Regions from separate parts of the Mus musculus genome. Here region 2 is linked to region 1. Evidence: chromatin contacts called from ENCODE Hi-C or POLR2A ChIA-PET data. All regions are on one chromosome and are shown on one strand. The core of a region is the stretch at or near the end of the contact, and the rest is flanking DNA. Distances in the headings are between cores, read along the strand shown.

What was found. Hi-C counts contacts between places; a loop is a spot of excess contacts on that map. ChIA-PET counts read pairs that join two places held with the same protein, here RNA polymerase II (POLR2A).
Region 2: a map of heart shows a loop between it and region 1 (11-fold over the local background). The contact joins the promoter of Pkmyt1 here to the promoter of Cldn6 in region 1. A Hi-C loop is called at or near these places in 3 of 37 maps with a recorded cell type or tissue (CH12.LX, heart and mature B cell). POLR2A ChIA-PET finds 5 or more read pairs at or near these places in 2 of 5 experiments (Patski and embryonic stem cell).

The regions. Positions count from the first base shown.
Region 1 is chr17:23,676,662-23,681,527 of GRCm38, reverse strand. Cldn6 (claudin 6) reads right to left here and starts at 2,163. Exons shown (of 3, transcript NM_018777.4): 1 at 2,121-2,163; 2 at 1,707-1,770; 3 at 1-480. The coding sequence starts at 464. It overlaps Tnfrsf12a (tumor necrosis factor receptor superfamily, member 12a), which reads left to right and starts at 4,079. Exons shown (of 4, transcript NM_013749.2): 1 at 4,079-4,201. The coding sequence starts at 4,108.
Region 2 is chr17:23,723,800-23,728,665 of GRCm38, reverse strand. It overlaps Pkmyt1 (protein kinase, membrane associated tyrosine/threonine 1), which reads right to left and starts at 2,330. Exons shown (of 8, transcript NM_023058.3): 1 at 2,025-2,330. 1520401A03Rik reads left to right here and starts at 2,215. Exons shown (of 41, transcript XM_017317755.2): 1 at 2,215-2,527.

The DNA.
Region 1 (4,866 bases), core at 914-3,413:
GCATCAGCCACCAAGGGGTTGTAGAAGTCCTGGATGATAGAGTGGGCAGTCCAGCAGACAGGAATGAGCGTCAGGACCCCAGAAATGACAAAGATGATGCCAGAGATGAGCACCAGACGAGACTTGGAGTTCCTATCTTCCACACAGGTAGTGCACTTGGCTCCAGCCAGGTACACGAGCAGGCCAAGCAGGACAATGAGGAGGGTGACAACACAGAGGGCTCTGGCAGCCTGCAGGTCCTGGGGCAGCGCCAACAGTGAGTCATACACCTTGCACTGCATCTGGCCAGTGCTCTGAACCACACAGGACATCCACAGCCCCTCCCACACCATCTGGGCCACGACGATGCTGTTGCCGATGAAGGCGGTCACCTTCCACATGGGCAGGGCACAGGACACCAGGGCGTTGACCCAGCCAAGCAGGGTCAGGACGATCCCCAAGATTTGCAGACCAGTAGAGGCCATGATGAGGTTGAGGGGGCTGTGTAGTGTGGAGGAGATAAAAGGAGAGTCATGTTAAAGAGCAGCATGTCTGGACATCCCACCTCGACAGCTGATACCAGCACCAAGCACCTTGACAGTTGGCTGCTATGTCCTGTAGTGTGGATTAGATACACTTCCTGGGTCAGTCAAGAGCAAAATAAGCATTTACTTCTTTCCTAGACTGTGACAGGTGGAGAATGAAATCCTGTTGATTTTCATGCAAGGGACAGGAAATAAGACATACCTGAAGCACAGGACAGCCCATAGCGACAGTTGTGTCTAGATTTTAGTTTAGTTTTGTTTTTTATATCTTAGCTGAGAAAGGGTCTTATGTAGCCCAGGCTGGCTGGCCATAAATTCCCTGCATAGCTGATGCTGGCTGTGAACTCCTGAACCTTCTGTGTCCACTCCCTGAATTCGGGGACTGCAGGGTTTACCACCAGAGGGGTAAGGCAGGGCTTCGGCTTTTTGCACGCCAGGCAAGCGGTCTAGGAGCTGAGTCACATCCTTAGGTACATTTTATCAGAACAAAGACAATGACATGTCGGGAGTATAATTTTGGATTGGTCGGGCTCTCGATACAAGTTTCAGGCCCACCCTTATCCCGTGAGCACTCAGAGGAGACCTGAAGCTTCCTCCTGCCACCCAAGCAAGGTTCAAATGGAAACCCCCAGCTCTGTTTCAGGTGGGTATAATTCCTTGAAATCTCGCCCTCCCTATGTTCCAAGGTCTGCTCCTCCCAATCCCTGGAAGTTGCTGGAAGCCCTGCCAGTCCGGGTCCAGCCCACCCTATAGGGTGAGAGAGATAAGGAAAAACAAGCCCTTTTGCCACAAAACAGATTTTCCTAGGCTACCAGCTCTTTCTTGACCCACCTCCACCTCTAAGGGTCAAGGTGCGGGCCTCGAGGCTGGGAGCATCCTTTTGAGTTTTAGACCAAAGGCCGTGCTACCTTTCTTTCCCCTCTCCACACAGCTTTAAGGAGCTAAAATTCAAGATCCCAGTGCCTTTTGTGACAGGCACCTGTGTCCTTCATTTTGCTCTTCATGATGTTGATACGAAGGGAATCAGTTCTGCTTGGCGCCCTGCTGTGGCTCTTCATAACCCTCGGTTCTACAAGTCCACCTTGCCCCTAAGAATGGCATAGGCCCCTTTCGACTCCTCTCACTTGCAGGCTCACGCTGGGGACCATTCTCTCCCTCTCATCTCTGTCCCTCTCTACTTACCGAGTGCTCGGTCAGCTTTGTCTGCGGACGTCCAGTCCGGTTCGGCCACCCCTGATATCCGAGCCTAGGAGTGCGAGACCAGGAGGGGCTTAATGGCGGCGCCCGCAGCTGGGTCCGCGCCTGCAGGTGAGGGGGAAGGGAGTCCCGCCCCAAAGTGGCCAAGCAGGTGGAGGAGGGGCGTCACAGGTTTCGGTGCCTTTGTCCCAGGGGAGGGGGAGGGGTGTTTAACTTTTCTGGGGCCGAGGGGACCCGAGCGCTTCTCCCGACGCAACCCTCTCCTGCCTAGGTGGCCACCGCAGGTGGCCGCCACCAGGATCAAAGCTCCAGCATTTAACTCACGCCCGCACGCACTCTGCCACATCCCCTGCCTGCGTATTTTCACACCCGCAATTTACACACATACCCCAGGCTCACCTGCAAAAGAGACTGCTAAGATTTCCAGGTCGAAAGTAGGAATGAGGGCGGAGGCAAGGGGTCTTAAAGTCTCAATGACGTCACTGGACCACCTCTCTTTGGGAGGAGCAGAGACCCCTGCGGCGATAGCCACCTGCGTGCGTTTCCCAAAGTTCCCTTAGTTGGTGGCCACTCCAAGGGCGGAACCTGCTGAGTTCAGTAACCTGGGCTATGACTTGAGACTTTACTCAACTTTCCCCAGTCCCAGTTTCTCGCTTTGCGAATGAAGACAGGTCTGTATGTTACCTAAGGATACATTACTTTTGTGACTCTTTTTTGTGACTCTTTGGGGGGCAGGGACGGCGGGGGGACGACGACGACGACGACGACACCCTGTCACACTGCATACCTATGATCAGAGTTTGTTCTCTTCTTCTACTCTGTGGGCCCCAGGGATCGAACTCAGATTGCCAGGCTTGGCAGCAGGCAATCTTACCCACTGAATCATCTCGTGCTCTTCCCGAGGCCCTTAAGAAAGCAATATATAGCCGGGCAATGGTGGCTCACGCCTTTAATCCCAGCAGTTGGGAGGCAGAGGCAGGCGGATTTCTGAGTTAGAGGCTAGCCTGGTCTTCAGAGAGAGTTCCAGGACAGCCAGGGCTATACAGAGAGACTCGTTTTGGAGAAAAAAAAAGAAAGAAAGAAAGAAAGAAAGAAAGAAAGAAAAGAAAGAAAGCAACAGAAAGCAACATATATGGCCAGGCGTGGTGACACATGCCTTTAATACCAGGGCTGGGAAGGGAGAGGCAAGCGGATCTCTGTGAGTTTGAGGCCAGCCTGGTCTACAACGTGAGTTCCAGGACAGTCAGGGCACAGTGAAACCTTGTCACAAAACAAAACACAGAGCCAGGCGTGGTGGCGAATGCCTTTAATCCCAGCACTCGGAGGCAGAGGCAGGTGGATTTCTGAGTTCGAGGCCAGCCTGGTCTACAAAGTGAGTTTCAGGACAGTCAGGGCTATACAGAGAAACCCAGTCTCGAAAAACCAAAACCAAAACCAAACCAAACAAACAAAACAAAACACCAAGACAAAAAAACAAAACAAAAACCCAACCAACCAACCAACCAACCAACCAAAAAAAGCAGCACGTGGGTCTGGAAAGATGGCTCATGGGTTAGCCTTTCTGCTCTTCCAGGTGCTCTTTTTTTTTTTTTTTTTTTTTTTGCTCCCAGCTTATAACCACTTGAAATTCGATTGCCAGGAGATCCGTTGCCCTTCTCTGGACTCCAGAGACACTCAAACATATGTGTCACACACACACAAATAAAAGGTATCTTTCAAAAAAGAAAGTAGCATTTCTATATATGCTTGCAGTACTGTTTACTGATACCGGAGAATGCCAACATCAAGATCAGCCTAAGCTATGCAGCTAAAAAACTAAACCAAACCAAAGAAAATCGGTGTGGTGGTTCCTGCCTACAATCCTAGCACTTGAGAGGCTGAGATGAGACAGAATGTTTCAAATTCGAGGCTACTCTGGGATAGAGTATGAGATTTTGTTGGTCCCCCCCACCCCCAAATCCAAACAAAGCAAGCAAACATAAAGGATGTGTGGATATAACTCAGTTCTCGCCTGGTATGTTTGAGCCTCTGGTCTCCACCCCAGAATTGCAAAAGAATAGACAAATCTAATTTATTTGGGCTTAAAAAGAGGAAAAACCCAACTATGCAGTTATGTCTTATAACTGATTTCCTTCGCTCCACATCGTGGGTACTCAAGTTTGCAGAGGGCGGAGTAGGGTAGACACTTGGCGGGACTGTGTTGAATGAATGGTTTTACTGAACTGACTGGGTTTAACTAACTGCTTACTCGCAAAGCAGAGTGGCTGTTGGGGCGGGCCGAGGCCAGCGCTCCGCCCCGGAAGGCGGGGGCGGGGGCGGAGCCGCAGCCCTGAGTCTGGCTTGCGGGTGGTGGGAGCAGACAGTTCTTGCCTCGGGACCGGCAATCATGGCTTCGGCTTGGCCGCGGTCTCTGCCGCAGATCCTCGTGTTGGGATTCGGCTTGGTGTTGATGCGCGCCGCGGCCGGGGAGCAAGCACCAGGTATGCACGGCTCAGACGACGGTAAACCTCGGACTTTGGGGAGGTCAGAAACGGAATTTGAGTGCCTGGAGAACCCGGTGAAACCAGGGAACCGGGAAGACACGAGGATTTGCGATTTGTGCTCTTCAGGCAGCAAGTTCCAAGTGGGAAAGGTCTCAAGTTTTATCCGCAGTCCGAGCTTCAGTTTCGCTACCTGTCCAATTGAGGTGTGGGAGGTCTTCTGTCTCAAAAGTGAGAGCCAGAGTAGAGAGAGAACGTATATTTGAGGGCAGGAGGTTTGTTTTGGGAAGGGGGCACGTCCTCAAACTGGTCTGTAATGAGATCTGTCCAGTCTTGGTATCTTTGAATCGCGAAGGGGCAATGGGGACTTTGCCCTCTATACCATGTGGGGGTGCCCCTTCCATCCGGTGACTTCAATGCCCAGTTATGCGGGGGGAGGGACTGGGGTCGGGCCCGGTGCCCAGGAGTGAGTCACACTGTGGCGCGCGGGGGGGTACTGTCCCCCCCCAAGTCCCGCGCCACTCGACCCCCCTCCCGCACTGCCGCGTTTGGGTCAGGCGATGCGGTCACCTGCGAGGAATGAGTGGGGGGCGGGGGGGACACGCGATAGTGACTCACGTTATTCGAGCCGACTGACCCTGACCTCAGCCCCCAGAATAGCCGCA
Region 2 (4,866 bases), core at 1,081-3,580, 47 kb before region 1:
AAAAGCTATTATTTATTTATGGGTCAAACCATTATTTAAAAGCTACTAGTCATTATAGGTCAAACCAAGGGGCTAACACACGTCAGGAAAGCATTCTACCAGAGCTATAGCCTCAGCCCTACATCTGTTTGCTTTCTTTCTTTTTTTGTTTTTTGTTTTGTTTTGTTTTGTTTTTCGAGACAGTGTTTCTCTGTGTAGCCCTGGCTGTCCTGGAACTCCCTTTGTAGACCAGGTTGGCCTTGAACTCAGAAATCCACCTGCCTCTGCCTCCCAAGTGCTGGGATTAAAGGCGTGCGCCCCCACCGCCCGGTTCATCTGTGCTTTCTAAATCTGAGATGTATTTTATTTTATTTTTTTGAGACAGTGTCTCTAGTTTAGGCTGTCTTCAAGCTCCCTCACTGTGCAGCCAAGGAAAACTGTGAGGTTTTGATCCTCCGGACACCACCTTCAGGGAACTAGGATCACAGACATGTCCTACTACATTTAGTTTATGCAGTGCTGTATATCAAACTCAGGACATGATTCATGTTAGACAAATGCTAAACCAACTGACTTATTACTATAACTCCAGGTCCTAAATCTGGGATATTTTGAATTATGAAGAGCACCTGGCACCAGGAGTTTGTGGAGCTGCAACTCTGCACAGACATACAGAACGCTGAAGGACTTAAGACATAAATGCTAACTGCTGTCTTTCTTAATCAGTGCTTTAGATAATAGTTGAAATGACTCAAGTATAGTAGTGCCCTGGTGTCAGTATCTTTGTGCCCCTTGGGGCAAAAGAGGGTGTTGGGTTGCTCCAATGTTGTAATTGAAACAAAGGCAAAAAAGCAATAGAAAGTGTCCATTTTAGGGGAAGCCACAATGTATCAAAGGAGCCACACCTAACCTCTAGTAGTAGCTAGATCAAATTACTACTTAGGTTAAGTACTTAAGAGGCTTGCTGGAAGGCCCTCTTGTTATGGATCTATTTACTTCAAGAATCCCATCCCAGAGGTGGCCTTTAGCTTAGTGATAGAGTACATGCCTGGCACCATCAGCGTCCTGCATTTGATGCCCACCCTAAGAAAAAAAAAAACAAATCCCATCCCAGGTCTTCTGTAAGGATCCACGATCATGCTTGTTAATTAAACCTACAGTCTTGAAGGGGACGTGGGTGGGGGAGGTAAGAGTACTTGCTGCCCTTCCAAAGGACCAGGTTTGATTCCCTGACACACAAGCGTCTGTAACTCCAATTCCAAAGGGATCTGACACCCTTTTCTGACCTATGTGGGCACTAGGCACAAACAGACAAAAATACACATGCATTAAAAAGAGTAAAAACTTTTTTTTTTTAAAGGAAGAAGGAATACAGTCTCCATGCCTAGCACCTGGGAGTCCATCACCTTCTGTTTCAGCCAGAGAGACCATTCCCTCTCAATGCCATTTTCATTTCAACATCACTGGTCATTTACATTCTAATACCTCTGGCCTGGTCAAACAGCTTTTATGGGGTGAGAAGGGTTGGTAGTGGAGTCCCGGCTGAGTACAGAGTGTCCCTGAGCCACTGGGTTTCCAGGGACCTCACCCTCTTACTGAGCTGTACCCATCTGTTGACCACCATCTAGCGTTAGACTGTGAGTTTCTCCCGTGCAGGGCCACTGCTGAATCCGTTCGGTAGGCGAGGGGGAACTCTGACAAACCATTGCGTAAACAGGCTGTCACCCGGGGGTGGAGGGGCTCTTCCCAGAGAGCCGCGGGAGAAAGAGAGGCAGTGCTGGAAAAGGAGCGCCCAATGGGAAGGGACAGGGGACCCGCGGGAGTAGGCGGGGCGTGGGCGACAGCGCTGACCTGGAGTCATCCGAGGGCTAGTCCGGCCCGTGACAGACACGGAGGGGTGGGGCTGCTGCAGGGGGGTGGGGGGGTGACCGGATACTGAGAAGAGGCCGGAGGGCAGTCGCGGGGCGCAGCGCGGCAGGAGCGCGGGCCAGGGCGCCGGCGGAAGAGCGGCGCAACCGGGAGATCTCACCCGGGTGTGGGCTCACCTGGGGAGGCTGGGCGTGGCGCAGCGTGGCGCAGCGTGGCGCAGCAGCGAGGTCCCAGGTTCCGGGTCGGCGGGGGCCGCTGGGGACCTCACAGAGGCCAGGCAGGCCGGGGTCGGGCAGCGGGGCCTCTGGACACCGGGACGAAGCACCCTCCAAGAAGGGGAACCGCCCGTGAACGCGCGCGGAGCCAGCTCGCGCCAAAAATTCCAAACCGGCCTCGAGGCCCCGCCCAGGCTCGCCCGTGGTCCCGCCCCCGCCTGGTGCAGCGGGTCTAGCGCCCGGGGCATTGGCCCCGCCTCGCGTCTTGCGTGCGCACCGAGGTCTCCCCGCCTCCGAAGTTTGCCGGAGCGCTCTCACTGCGCAGACGCAACTCTTCGAGGCCTATTGCGGCGGGAACGATCCTTGGCCCCTCTCTGTCGGTATTTGTCGGCCTTCACACTATGGTCCCCACACCAGCTGCTCTCTATTGGCTGCCTTAATATTCGTGTCCATAAAAGGGGCAGGTAAGGGCCCTGCAGCCAAGTGGCATCTCCTCAAGGAGTTGCCACTGGGGACAGCACAAGCGAATGTCCCACTACTTATAATCTTATGCATATTCAGACACCGGTCTTCATCATCCCAGGATAGCGATTGGTAGCGCCTGTTCTAAGACGGTGGAGTCTCCTTGTAAATAGGCTGTCTGAGGCCGATTCTTACATCCTTTAGCTCAGAACCTTGTGCTCAACTGACTCCTCTCAGTCACTTCCTGGCCTCACAACCTCTGGTACATGATGGGTTGTCACTTTTCTTCTAAACGTGGAGCCGAGGAACCTAGGACAATTTCTTTAAAGAAGGTCTGCACAGAACAAAGTGGGGTGGAGCTTGCTTCATGGAGAAAGGGACCTTTATTGATTTCAACTAGAAGTGAAAAATCATGCTTTATAGCCAATCTCTCTAAAATGCTCCTGCAATCTCTTGGAACAACAGTGGGAAGGAAGGCCAGGCCCTACTTAAGCCTGAGATCAAGAGCTGGGGTACCGCCCACCTCCAAGCCCTTCCCTTTGCTTTAGTGACTTTGAGAGCCAGAACAGTTGTGACTTGGTCTAGTCCTTGTTGAGAACCCTAGACAGGTCCCTCTCCAACTATTTAGAGCTATTTTCTGCCAGCTCCGTTTTCTGGACAGGCCTCCCCTTCTTCCAACCATTTATTCCTCAAAGTCTAATTCATAATGATTAAAACACACTAACACACACACAGTAACAAAAAACAAAACAAAACAAAACAAACAAACAAACAAAAAACTGCACTGGTACATGTCTATACCCCAAGCACAGAGGCGGCTGAGGCAGAAAGGTCACATGAGCCTAGGAATTGGAGGCCAGTGGGTACTATAACAATATTCCTGGGGCTGGAGAGATGGCTCAGTGGTTAAGAGCACTGACTGTTCTTCCAGAGGTCCTGAATTCAATTCCCAGAAACCACATGGTGGCTCACAGCCATCTGTAATGCCTTCTTCTGGTGTGCCTGAAGACAACTACAGTGTACTCACATACATAAAATAAATAAAATCTTAAAAAAAGAAAGAAAGAAAAAGAAAACTCAATTAAAACAAAACAAAACAAAAAAACGAAACAAGATGCCTGTCCTCAGATAAACCACTAAGTAAAAGTTGGGTAAAGTGGTGTATAGCTCTGTAATCCCAACACTGAAGACCTGGGGAGGCTGAGGCAGGGGTAATCTCTGAGTTTGAGGCCACCCTGATATATATCAGAAGTTCTAGGCCAGCCTGGGCTACATAGTGAGACTTTGTCTCAAAACCCGGCACAGTTTTATCAATTTGAACCCTGTCTCATAAAGAAACTAGGGAAGAAGTAGAAAGGCTAGGCTGTCAGCTAGCAGGTGTGAAGCCCTTGGTTCAATCCCCAGCGCTACAGGGAGAAATAAAAGCATTTTATTTCAGTGGCATACATCAGAAAACATCTCACTCTGCAGAGAAGGCTGCACTAGACACCTAGTAAATATAGATTAACAGCAGTTACAGGTAAGTGGACAGACATCCTGTGAGGGAACTAAAGGCTGTAGTGTTGCTCTGCCAGTCTCCACATGTGTAAAATGAATAATAGCTCCTCCTTGCTGGAAGAAACGAGCATCAACTGAGAAAATATATGTGAACTGCTTTTGTTAGAGGAGAGGCAGACCAGAGAGATCTGTGCTTTTCTGCCCAGGTTCATGGTCTTATCTGTCTTTTTTTTTTTTAAAGATTTATTTATTTATTATGTGTAAGTAGACTGTAGCTGTCTTCAGACACTCCAGAATAAGGAGTCAGATCTTGTTACGGATGGTTGTGAGCCACCATATGGTTGCTGGGATTTGAACTCCAGACCTTCGGAAGAGCAGTCGGGTGCTCTTACCCACTGAGCCATCTCACCATCCCTGTCTTTTTTAAAAAACAAAAACAAAAACAAAAAACAGAAGGCCAGAAAGCAAAAGTTTGATTTAGAAAGTGAAAGTTGACATGGAGCAGCAGCAGAGGGACAGTTGATTGGTTTAGTGCTTTTGATCAGTAGAGGTGAGAGCCGCTAGAGTTCTCAACCTGAGGGTCGAGACCCATTTGAAGCTATCTAAAGAACTTTTCACAGAGGTTGCCTAAGACCGTCAGAAAACACAGATATTTACATTACAGTTCATAACAGTAAAACATTTACAGTTATGAAGTGGCAACAATATTGATTCTATGGTTGGGGGTCACCACAACGTGAAGATCTGTATTAAAGGGTTGAAGCTGTAGGGTGACTGAGAACCACTGCTCTAGTGTAAGAGTTCTCTCCCATTGATGCAAAATGGGCCCACGGGTTGCATCAGT